Regions from separate parts of the Homo sapiens genome. Here region 2 is linked to region 1. Evidence: read pairs that join two places in POLR2A ChIA-PET (ENCODE). Cell type or tissue: CD4-positive, alpha-beta T cell. All regions are shown on one strand. Links, peaks and the distances in the headings refer to the core of each region. The heading gives the core; the rest is flanking DNA.

Region 1 (5,375 bases), core at 63-5,062:
AGCCTGATGGACTCACACTTTCTCCACTTCCCAGTGCACTGTGCCTCCCCACCCCCAGGCTGCCCACGAGGCTCCACTGCCCGCTGCCCAGCTCTGCTCTATCTTGACCACACCTCACCTGGGTCGCTCCTTCCTGCAGAGCCCTGAGCTCCACGTCCTCACGCCTGAGTGAGCCTGAGAAGCTGGAGCGCACCCCTTATCATCTCTCTGGGGAACCAGCTAGACACAGCAGGACCTGTGTCCTGCTCAACCCCACTGGCCATTTTCCCGGGTTTGTCCAGGGTCCCCTCCAAAGACTCTGCTGGCCCCAGTGGCTCCCCCTTACTGGATAAAAGAAGGGCCTTTTCTGTTTGAAGTGCTTGCAGACCTATGGTCACGGGGTCCTCTTGCTGCCATCATTCCTCTCCCTGCCTTACAACAATCCTTCCAAACAAAGCCTCTCCTGACTAAGTCCTGGCTGTTTTCCTCTAACAGAGCTCACAACTTCCTTCACTCTGGGTGACCTGTCCCTCCTCCATCTGAGAGAAGCCCTGGGGCGCTCCTCCCCAGTAGTTCACCCCAACCCGAAACCTGCTGATTATTGGATGGCGAACAAAGCAAGACCCTCCCCTCTGCTCTTACGACCCCTCCCCTGCTACCTCAGCTCCATCCCCTCCTCCTCATTTCTACCATCGCCCCTGAGGCTTCTGCTTCCTGTAGAAGGGCTGCCCATAGGAGGAAGAAACAGGCCACCAGGTAACACACCCCTCCTGCGTTCTCAGGTGCCCTCTAACACTGCCCTTGGATGGTCTTGCTTAGCGTGAAGGTAAGAAAGTAAGCCCTTTTATAGATGATTAGCCCTGGCAATGCCTGCCTGGAAAGAAAAGAAAGAAAACGAAAAACAGATTGGACTTTGCTGGGGACCAAAAATGAACATTAATTAAGCAGAAATGTAACGTGTTGAACAAAACCGCGTTGTGTGGCCACGCAGATGCTGAGGGACCCAGGAGGCCCAATGACACCCCCTTCCTTGCAGAACAAAGAGATTCATGGCCACTGTGGGGGCCCCTTCTGTTAGACTGCACAGAGGCAGGGATCTGGAGGTCTCCAAGAGTGGCCTCCTCCCTGCAACACCCTCCCTGCCCCAGAGGGGAAGGTAGTGGATGGAGATTGAGACCCTGCTGCTGACTGGCTCCCAGCCTGGGCTGGTTGCCTTTACTTCGAGAGCTGAGGTGGAAGCTCCATATGGCACTGACCTCTGCAATGTTTCTCATGTCCTTTGCCCCATATTCCTTCTGTAGTTCCAAGTCAAATCTAAATTATATGTCACCCTGAGAAAGCTGAGACCTATTTGGTTTTTAGCTCTCTAAAAATGCCCCTATATTAAAGATCCTCTTAGATCTCACTCTTATTGAAACTTCCTCAAATTTAAAATCACACTGTTCATTTGCATAGACACTGTGAGGTGCATAAAAGGCGAGGAATGTGGCTTACAGTCACATGTTTCATAACAATAAGTTTCCAGGCAGAAAATTCCACAGCAACATCAGAAGTTCATTCCTAAGAAAAGCCAGGGACAGTTTGGTAAATTCAGATAACAGTCATAAGGAGTTGCTTTAAAACTCAACATTGAGGCATTTCTAGGAAAGCCATCTGCCTCTGGCTACAATCCTACAGAGGACACTGTGTACAGCTCAGAATGGGTCACCATGACCGTTTCTCCTTGTGATTGCCTTTAATTCACAAACAGGCTCTGCACACACTGGAGGCCATAGCACACACACTGGAGGCCATGGCACACCACTTTGTGGACATTGGTCATCTGGGTGTCAGTCATCTTTTGAAATTATCAGCAAAGTTGAAAAGATAGTAAATGCTTTGTTAACCCCTAAAGTAACACTCTGTATAAACTTTGAGGAAGTCAATATGGTGAGCTGGTTGGGAATTCTTGCTGAGATACCAGGCAGCAGCAGTGCACCACCTGCCGGCCACATGTGGGAGTCCCCCAGCCCAATCGAGCCTTCGGATGACATGGCTCCCACCCACTCTCTGATGGTACCTGCAGTGGAGGCCCCAACTGAGAAGCACTCAGCCGAGCCCAGTTGACCCCCAGAGCCACAAGAGATTGTAAATAAATCACTGTTAAAGCCACCATGACTCAAGGTGGTAGATAACTGGGGCAGTTTTCTACTCTCATTGTGCGCACAAAACTTCTGAAGTAATGAACATGTTTTTAAAAAACAAAACAAATTAAAATAAAAGCGTCATTTGTTGGTTTTTACAAAACCCTCCCCAGGAAAGCCTAGAGTTAGCACAGGTGCTGAGAGTGGAGGGACAGGAAGAAGAAACCTACAACAATGACAGCTGGCAGGCAGCCACAGGCTCACACCCATTGCAAAAACATAGACTACCGAGCCCAGCAGTGCTTGGATCTGTGTTATGTGGTTTGGATCTATATCTTTTTCTTCATAAAAAAGTTAAAAAAGGCTACTTAACAAATTACATCAGCAAATTCTCTAGTAGGGACAAAAACACATTTTATAGGAGGAAGTACAAGCTGTGCTGACACCTTGAATTTTGGAGTTTACGAAGATGTCAAATGGTGTATCCTTCAATGCTCACTGTATATGCTAATACATTTGGGCATGGGGAGTCACTCTGTGTTATTCTACCCCATAAAGTAGCTGGCCTGAAAATTACTCTCCCAAATAGCCAGGAGAACACCTGTTATAAATTATTTTTCAGATACGAATCATTTTTTCAGATAGTTACTATGTACAGCACACAAGCTACAGAAATAGTTAAAAGTATGCCATTTACTTCCCACCTTTTGGGAACTCATATAGTTGGAAAGTTGAGGCCTAAATACATGACAATACAAGCCACATGTGATATGCAGAGAGCCTACGTGTGACGGATCAGTGAAGAAATGCCACTGCGAGCGTCCAGTTCACAGGAGGGAGCACAGAGGAGCTCCTCCACCTCCAGCATCCTGGACTTCAGGCTCTTCGTGAAAGGCTGGGACTCAGCCAGGAAGGCGACTCAGATCTGACCAGGTAGGCAGGGGGAGGAAGGCAATTTGGGGACAAACAGCATGAGCCTGGGTGGGGAGGCAGAAAGGCACCGAGGTGGAGAGCAGTAAGGACAGGTGGGGGCACCAGCCCTCAGTGGGGAGCTGGGGAGGGTGGCTGCAGGACCGGAAGGCTGGCAGCAATACAAAGACACAGACGTCTGTGGGCCGTGGAGGGACAGGGAGCGAGTTTACGGTAGGGAGAAGAGCAGGTCACAGGGCAGGTGCACCCTCCTCCTGGCGGCAGCCCTGCCTGACATCACAGAGTAGAGAAGGGAGCCGGGACCAAGGGCGTCCAGCATGTGGGGCTGACCCTCGCCATTTCACCCATTCATTTTCATTAATCCTCACTAAAGGCCCAGGGGCCCTGGGGTTGTCATAGTCCTCCTCAAGTGACAGATGAGAAAACTGAAACTCAGAGGAAAAACGCAACTTCCTCAAGTTCATACACCAATAAGTTGAAGAGCCAATCTCAAAACCATGTCATCTGATCCAAAAGTTCATACCTTTCTGGGATACATGTGAAGAGAAAATGATGTGGGGAGATGTTTTGGAAAATATCAGTAAGGAACAAGCAAAAGGGGAATCAAGATGATGCCAAATTTTACATCGGGACAGAAATAGGGAAATCAAACTGAAAGCTTACTTTTTATTTACTAATTTATTTCTACGTAGAAGAACAGTTATAGAAACCGGTCTAAGAGGGAAGAAAATGGATGTCATTGAAGTACCTGGAATGTGAAGAGATTGATGTCTCGTGTAACTGAAAATTCTTGGAGATTCTTGACATGACTTTAGACTCATGTCAAGAATCGAAAGTCACTTTTCAAGTTAACCTCTAGATGTCTGTCTCCTAATCAATACACGAGGATTTTAGATTTGTAAATGATTCATGTGAAGATCGAAGACAAAGTTCATGCCTCACACAGCATTAGGTGCACAGTGGCAGCTTTGTAATTATGATTGTTGTCGTGGTGGTAGAGATGGGGGTGGAAGTTACCACTATTGAGTCATAAAGAGGGGGCTTAGCAAGAGATGCAGGAACGGTCTTGCATGGAGAGGTTGTAATTAAACCCAGAGACGCCGATGGAACTGCTGGGATGTTGGGCTCATGTTTACAAAGCAGAAGGACAGACTGAAGCTGGAAAAGTGACACTTCAGAAGTGGCCAGAGGATAGGTCCTAAAATATTAGTACAGTGTCTTTAAAGAAAAAAAAAAAAAAAAAACAGAAAAGTGCTTATAGGAAACCTGCAGAGTGAAGAATTTGAGCACTGAAAAGCGACCTGCGCGTTTCATCACTACTGTTCTCAGTGCTCTTTGAGACAAAATTTCTTTAAGAATGTCCAAGTGAGAGCTTAACTAAAGGGTTTAAGAAGGAAGAATACATTGAGGGAATAGAGACCACAGGGGTGGAAAACATTAAGGACTGACAGGGAGACTCAAAAAAGAAAATAGAGGCCGGGCGCGGTGGCTCACGCCTGTAATCCCAGCACTTTGGGAGGCTGAGACGGGCGGATCACGAGGTCAGGAGATCGAGACCATCCTGGCTGACACGGTGAAACCCCATCTCTACTAAAAATACAAAAATTAGCCGGGCGTGGTGGCGCGCGCCTGTAGTCCCAGCTACTCGGGAGGCTGAGGCAGGAGAATGGCGTGAACCCGGGAGGCGGAGCTTGCAGTGAGTCGAGATCGTGCCACTGCGCTCCAGCCTGGGCGACAGAGCGAAACTCCGTCTCAAAAAAAAAAAAAAAAAAAGAAAAAAAAAAAGAAAATAGAGTTCCGGTAAGCAGCAAACCCAGGAGACAGGTTATTTCCTTAACTGAAAACAAGCAGGTAACACCTTCCATTCCCTCAGCCCAGATCCCTCGAACACTCTTCTGACATAAGATGCAGCTGTGGTAGGCAGGATGCAGAGGCTGTGGTAGGGAGGGATGCGGGGACGGGGACGGTGGTAGGGAGGGATGCGGGGACGGTGGTGGGGAGGGATAAAGAGGCTGAGGTGGTCGCAGACGCAGCAGTATTCTTGGACACTTTCCATCTAAGCACCCTGAACTCTGGTTTTCTAAGGAGGCTTTGTGCTCAGCCCTCAGGAACAGCGCAGAAGTGGAGAGGAATCAGTGATGGATGATGGACAGCTCTCCCGCCACAGGAGGACGACAGGACTCACCCTCCACCCACCGCGGGAGGGGAGGGAACCCTCACCCACGGGACGGGTCATCTCCTGCAGCATTATCTTCCTGGCTCTTCCTGTTGGACTCCCAGGATTAGGGGGCCAACCCTCCCAGTTTTCCAGAGACTTCCCGGAAAGTAGAAACGTCTGTGCTA
Region 2 (5,375 bases), core at 216-5,215, 230 kb before region 1:
CTGTGGATTTGGTTCCAGGCCACCACAATAAAGCCCATATTGCAACAGAGCAAGTCACACAAATATTTTGTTTCCCCAGTGCCTATAAAAGTTTGGTTTATATTATACTGTAGTCTATTAAGTGTATAATAGCATTATGTCTAAAATATGAACATATCTTAATTTAAAAATAGTGTATTGATTTAAAAAATGCTAATGATCATCTGAGCCCTCAGTGAGTTATAATTGTTTTGCTGGTGGAGGGCCTTGCCTGGATGTTGATGGCTGCTGACTGATCAGGGTGGAGGTTGCTGAAGGTTGGGGTGACTGTGGCAATATCTGAAATAAGACCACAATGAAATTTACTGCATTGACTGACTCTTCCTCTCATGAAAGGTTTCTCTGTAGCATGCGATGCTGTTTGATAGCATTTTACCCACAGTACAACTTCTTTTAAAATTGGAGTCAATCCCCTCAAACCCTACCCACTGCCCCATCAACTAAGTTCATGGAATATTCTAAATCATTTGTTGTCATATCAATAACGTTCACAGCATCTTCACCAGGAGTCAATTCTATCTCAAGAAACCACTTTCTTTCCTCAACCATAAGAAGCCACTCCTGATCTGTTCAAATTTTATCCTGAGATTGCAGCAATTCAGTCACATTTTTAGGCCCCACTTCTAATTCTAGTTCTTTTGTTATTTCCACCTCATCTACAGTTACTTTCTGCAGTGAAGGCTTGAACCCCTCAAAATCATTCATGAGGAATGAAATCAACTTCTTCTAAACTCCTGTTAATGTTGATATTGGTTCTCCTCCCGTGAATCATGAATGTTGTTAATGGCATCTAGAATGGTGAATCCTTTCTAGATGGTTTTTAATTGACTTTGCCCAGATCCATCTGAGGAATCACTATCTATGGCAGCTATAGCCTTTTGAGATGTATTTCTTAAGTAACAAGACTTGAAAGTTGAAATTACTCCTTGATCCATGGGCTGCAGAATGGATGTGGTGTTAGCAGGCATGAAAGCAACATTCCTCTCCTTGCACATCTCCATCAGAGCCCTTGGGTGCATTGTCAATGAACAGTAATAATTTGAAAATAGTCTTTTTTTCTGAGCAGTAGATCTCAACAGTGGCCTCAAAATATTCAGTAAACCACTCTGTAAACAGATGTGCTCCCATCCGGCTTTGTTATTCTACTTATAGAGCCAAGACAGAGTAGATTTAGCATAATTCTTTTTTTTTTTTTTTTTTTTTTTTTTTTTTTTGAGACAGAGTTTGACTCTTGTTGTCCAGGCTGGAGTATGATGGCATGATCTTGGCTCACCGCAACCTCCGCCTCCCGGATTCAAGCAATTCTCCTTTCTCAGCCTCCAGAGTAGCTGGTATTACAGGCACCCACCACCATGCTTGGCAAATTTTTTGTATTTTTTTTTTTTTTAGTAGAGACGGGGTTTCTCCATGTTGGTCAGGCTGGTCTCAAACTCCTGACTTCTGGTGATCCACCCACCTCGGCCTCCTGATTTAGCAAAATTCTTAAGGGCCCTAGGATTTTCGGAATAGTAAATGAGATTGGCCGCAAGTTTAAGTCACCAGCTGCATTAGCTCTTAGCAAGAGACATCCTGTCCTTGGAAGTTTGAAGATAGGCATTGACTTCTCCTCTCTAGCTATGAAAGTCCTAGATGGCATCTTCTTCCAACAGAAGGCTGTTTCATCTACACTGACAATCTGTGGTTTGGTGTGGCCACCTCCATCACTTACCTTAGCTAGGTCTCTGGATAACTTGCTGCAGCTTCTCCATCAGCACTTGTTGCTTCATGTTGCACTTTTATGTTATGGACATGGTTTATTTCCTTAAACCTCATGAACCAACCTCTGCTACATTCAAACTTTTCTTCTACAGCTTTCTCACTCCTCTCAGTCTTTGCGGAACTGAAGAGAGTTGAGGCCTTGCTCTGGATTAGGCTTTGGCTTGAGGGATCCATATCAGCAATAAAGCTGTTTCACTTTCTCGTCATTCATGTGTTCACTGAAGCAGCACTTTTAATTTCCTTTAAGAGGTTTTTCTTTGCATTCACAACTGAGCTAACTCCTGGGTGCAAAAGGCCTTGCTTTCAGTCTATCTTAACTTTGAACAGGCTTTCCCCACTAAGCTTAATCATCTCTAGCTTTCGATTTAAAGTGAGAGATGTGTGTCTCTTCCTTTTACTTGAACACTTAGAGGCCGTTGTAGGTTATTAATAGTGTAATGGGAATAGGGAGGCCTGAGGGGAGGGAGAGAGATGGGGGCAGCTGGTCAGTGGAGCATGTGGAACACACGTGACATTTATTACGTTTTCTGTCTTACGTGGGTGCAGTTGTTGGTTCCCCAAAACAATTACAGAGTAAAATCGAAGATCACTAAGTACAGATCACCATGACAGATATAATGATAATGAAAAAATTCGAAATATTACAAGAATTACCAAAATGTGAAACAGAGATATGAAGTGAGCACAAGCTGTTTGAAAACGGGACCCACAGATGTGCCCCAACGGAGTTACCACAAACTTCCAATTTGTAAAAACAAGTGCAGTATCTGCGAGGCACAATAGAGCAAGGCGCAACAAAACGAGGTCCGCCTGTGCGTGCGAACCCCTCGCAGGGAGGCTGTAAACACAACGCAGGAACATCATGAAAAAGCCCGTTCCGGCGCTGGGCTGCAGAGGGCGCTGTCGGGTAAACAGGTCATTTCGCGGCACAAAGCAGCTCACAGCGCATCTCTGAAGTAACGCGGTCAACGCGGTCAGATTCACCTTTCCAACATGTGCCATGCAACAAACTGGGTCACTGAAAACCGCGGAAGTTTATTCCTCACCCCCCCCCCCGCCCCCGGACCAGGTGGGTTGCGCCCTCAGGGAGCTGAGCCGTCCCCGTGAGGCCCCTTCGCTGCCAGCACAGTTCAGCTGTGCCGTCCCCAGCGCTGCGGTGCCTGTAGCTGGTGTGCGGAGGAATCGTGGTCAGAAATGTGCACACGTGGTCCAGACAGACGGCCCCGTGAGTCTCCGAACAGAAAAGAGGGGGGCGAGGCGGAGTCCTGAAGGCTAGGCTTGCAGAGGCGGGAGAACCAGGCAGGGGGCCACGGGCCTGCGGGGCTCCGGACAGCGACAAGGGCGGCGCCCCCCACCCGCCTGCGCTCCCGGAAGGCCGAGTCTGTCAGCGCTGCCTGCGGTGTGTGGCAGCTGCGCGCTCCTTCCCTGTGGGGCAGAGCTGGCTGGAGCCACCGCCTGAAGAAACTGGGCTCTGTCCTCCGCTCCGGGGAGGGGATCGTGGCCAGTGGATGCTGAGTTCCTTCTGTTGCCTGCCGCAGCCCACAGCGAAGTCACTCTGAAGAGCATCTCGCTGGCCTGCGCTTCTGCTTCTAGGCGGCTCTGACCTTGACACCCCTTTCCTCTTCTGCTTATGCCTTCGAATCCTACATTAAGGGAAATGGGGATCCTGTTTTGAAACCAAATGAGAAAGAACCACAACCCTCAACTTCAAAACACTTCCAGTCTCCTGAAGGTTTTTTAGATTCGGAGATCTCCACCCATTTCCCAGGGTCCTTGAAATGTTTCCTGGAGCCGCGCCTCTCCCAGTGCTCTGGCTGGAGACAGCAGCGGTGGCTGTCTTCCTCCGCGTCCTTGTGAGCACCCAGTTTGGGGTGGAAGAGTCAAAAAAAAAAAAACCCAGGAACGCCCCACCCTGTCGTTCTCAGGGTCCCCCGGCTCCCCCGGGCTTCCTCTCTCCGCCTCTCGTCTTCCTGCGTTTGTCTGATGGGCACTGCCCGAGGTTTCCGGTTGCACCTGCGGGACGGAGGAAAACGCACGCCTGTTCCATCTTCTTAGGAGGGGAATTCTGAGGCTTTTTGAATGACCACCGTGTAGCGCCTTAATTCTCCTTCACTTTCACCGGTTTTGTCTGCCCCACCTCAGGAAGACTGTCTGTGTTCTTTCCTCCATAGCCCGGGCACCGAAGGCACATGCCGTGCATACAAATTTCCTGTCTCGTCTCAGACTCCACGTGAGCTCGTTATTACTTCAATTTAATCTGCGCACGTTTCACCCTAGGAGAGATACTGCCAGATGTGGCAGCTTCTCCTGACAGATGGCCCGAGGCCATTCTTGCCCTAAAACTTCAAATGCTCACATAAAACCATCCTTCCTAACAACACAGGTTTTCCCATTTCTGTGAGGTTGACCTTTACACCTGAAGAGTCATCGAAACCCAGCTAGTGATAAAGAAGTGAAGATTTCAAAAAAACGGAGGGAGAATGGAATCTGGTCTCTGGTTTTCAAGCGATTCCAGTTGCTTGATTTAGTCTCATTGGAATGTTTGAGCATTTGAGGAAAAGGCCCTTAACTCTATTTGCCAAACCCCATAAAGTAGGAGCTGAACTGACATTTAAAATCGGAGCAGCCTTGACGGGCTTGCGTTCTTACTTGCGTCCTTTAAATCTTTCCTGGAACAGAGTTGAGAACGTATAAATGTATAAATGCGTGAAAACAGGCAATGAACAAAGTGTTCATTCCAGTCTCGTGTCTAAATTCCCCGGAACATGTTTTTTCTCCTGCCTTTTCTCTGAACTCCATGCAGGTCAAGTCACAGCCTTTTTTTTTTTTTTCTTTTTTCACAGACTCTCACTCTGTCTCCCAGGCTGGAGTGCAGTGGCGCGATCTCAGCTCACTGCAACCTCCGCCTCCCAGGTTCAAGCAATTCTCCTGCATCAGCCTCTGGAGTAGCTGGGACCACAGGTGCACACCCCCACGCCTGGATGAGGTCATAGGCTTTGTCAGCTGTACCCGCAGTCTCCCTGTGCACCCAGCCACGGTTAGAGGTCACTGTCTTGACCCTGGCGGTGACCCTTGCTCTTTGCAGTTGTGCCACCCACTCTGCATCCCTACTTGCAGCAGCTTAATCTGGCCTCTTTCAAAATAATTTCAACCGACGGTAATTGTATATATTTCTTAGGTACAATGTGAAGTTTTGATGTATGTTTGCATTGTGGAATGATTGAATGAAGCTAAATAACATATCCATTACTTTACAGGCATCATTTTTTCTGTGTGAAGAAAACATTGAAAATCTATTATTTTAGCAATTTCGAAATATACACTACATTATTATTGACTATCGTCACCATGCTATGCAACAGATCACTAGAACTTCTTTTATTCCAGCACTTTGGGAGGCCGAGGCAGGCAGATCACAAGGTCAGGAGTTCAAGACCAACACGGTGAAACCCCGTCTCTACTAAAATGCAAAAATTAGCTGGGCATGGTGGCACTCACCTGTAGTCCCAGCTACTCAGGAGGCTGAGGCAGGAGAATGACTTGAACCTATGAGGCGGAAGTTGCAGTGAGCCGAGATG

What was found. ChIA-PET counts read pairs that join two places held together with the same protein. Peaks named below come from ENCODE experiments on the same cell type or tissue, not always from the same donor. Only the 100,000 strongest peaks of a DNase experiment are listed, where the experiment ranks them.
Region 2: POLR2A ChIA-PET joins it to region 1 with 6 read pairs; 1 of 35 experiments calls an interaction of 5 or more read pairs at or near these places.

The regions. Positions count from the first base shown.
Region 1 is chr6:167,116,846-167,122,220 of GRCh38, reverse strand. It overlaps a transcript of CCR6 not described here. Among named protein-coding and RNA genes, the nearest start is that of CCR6, 3.6 kb to the left of the region's middle. RefSeq lists an enhancer at 2,716-3,216. In CD4-positive, alpha-beta T cell, for the core only: no CTCF peak of the experiment used is centred there; DNase peaks (open chromatin) are centred at 2,000, 2,350 and 3,190; H3K4me3 peaks cover 814 bases; H3K27ac peaks cover 4,183 bases.
Region 2 is chr6:167,348,874-167,354,248 of GRCh38, reverse strand. No RefSeq gene overlaps it. Among named protein-coding and RNA genes, the nearest start is that of TTLL2, 26 kb to the right of the region's middle. RefSeq lists enhancers at 2,474-2,768, 2,592-3,270 and a silencer at 2,981-3,250. In CD4-positive, alpha-beta T cell, for the core only: CTCF peaks have their summits at 2,484 and 2,683 (motif pointing right); DNase peaks (open chromatin) are centred at 2,738 and 3,918; H3K4me3 peaks cover 1,692 bases; H3K27me3 peaks cover 255 bases.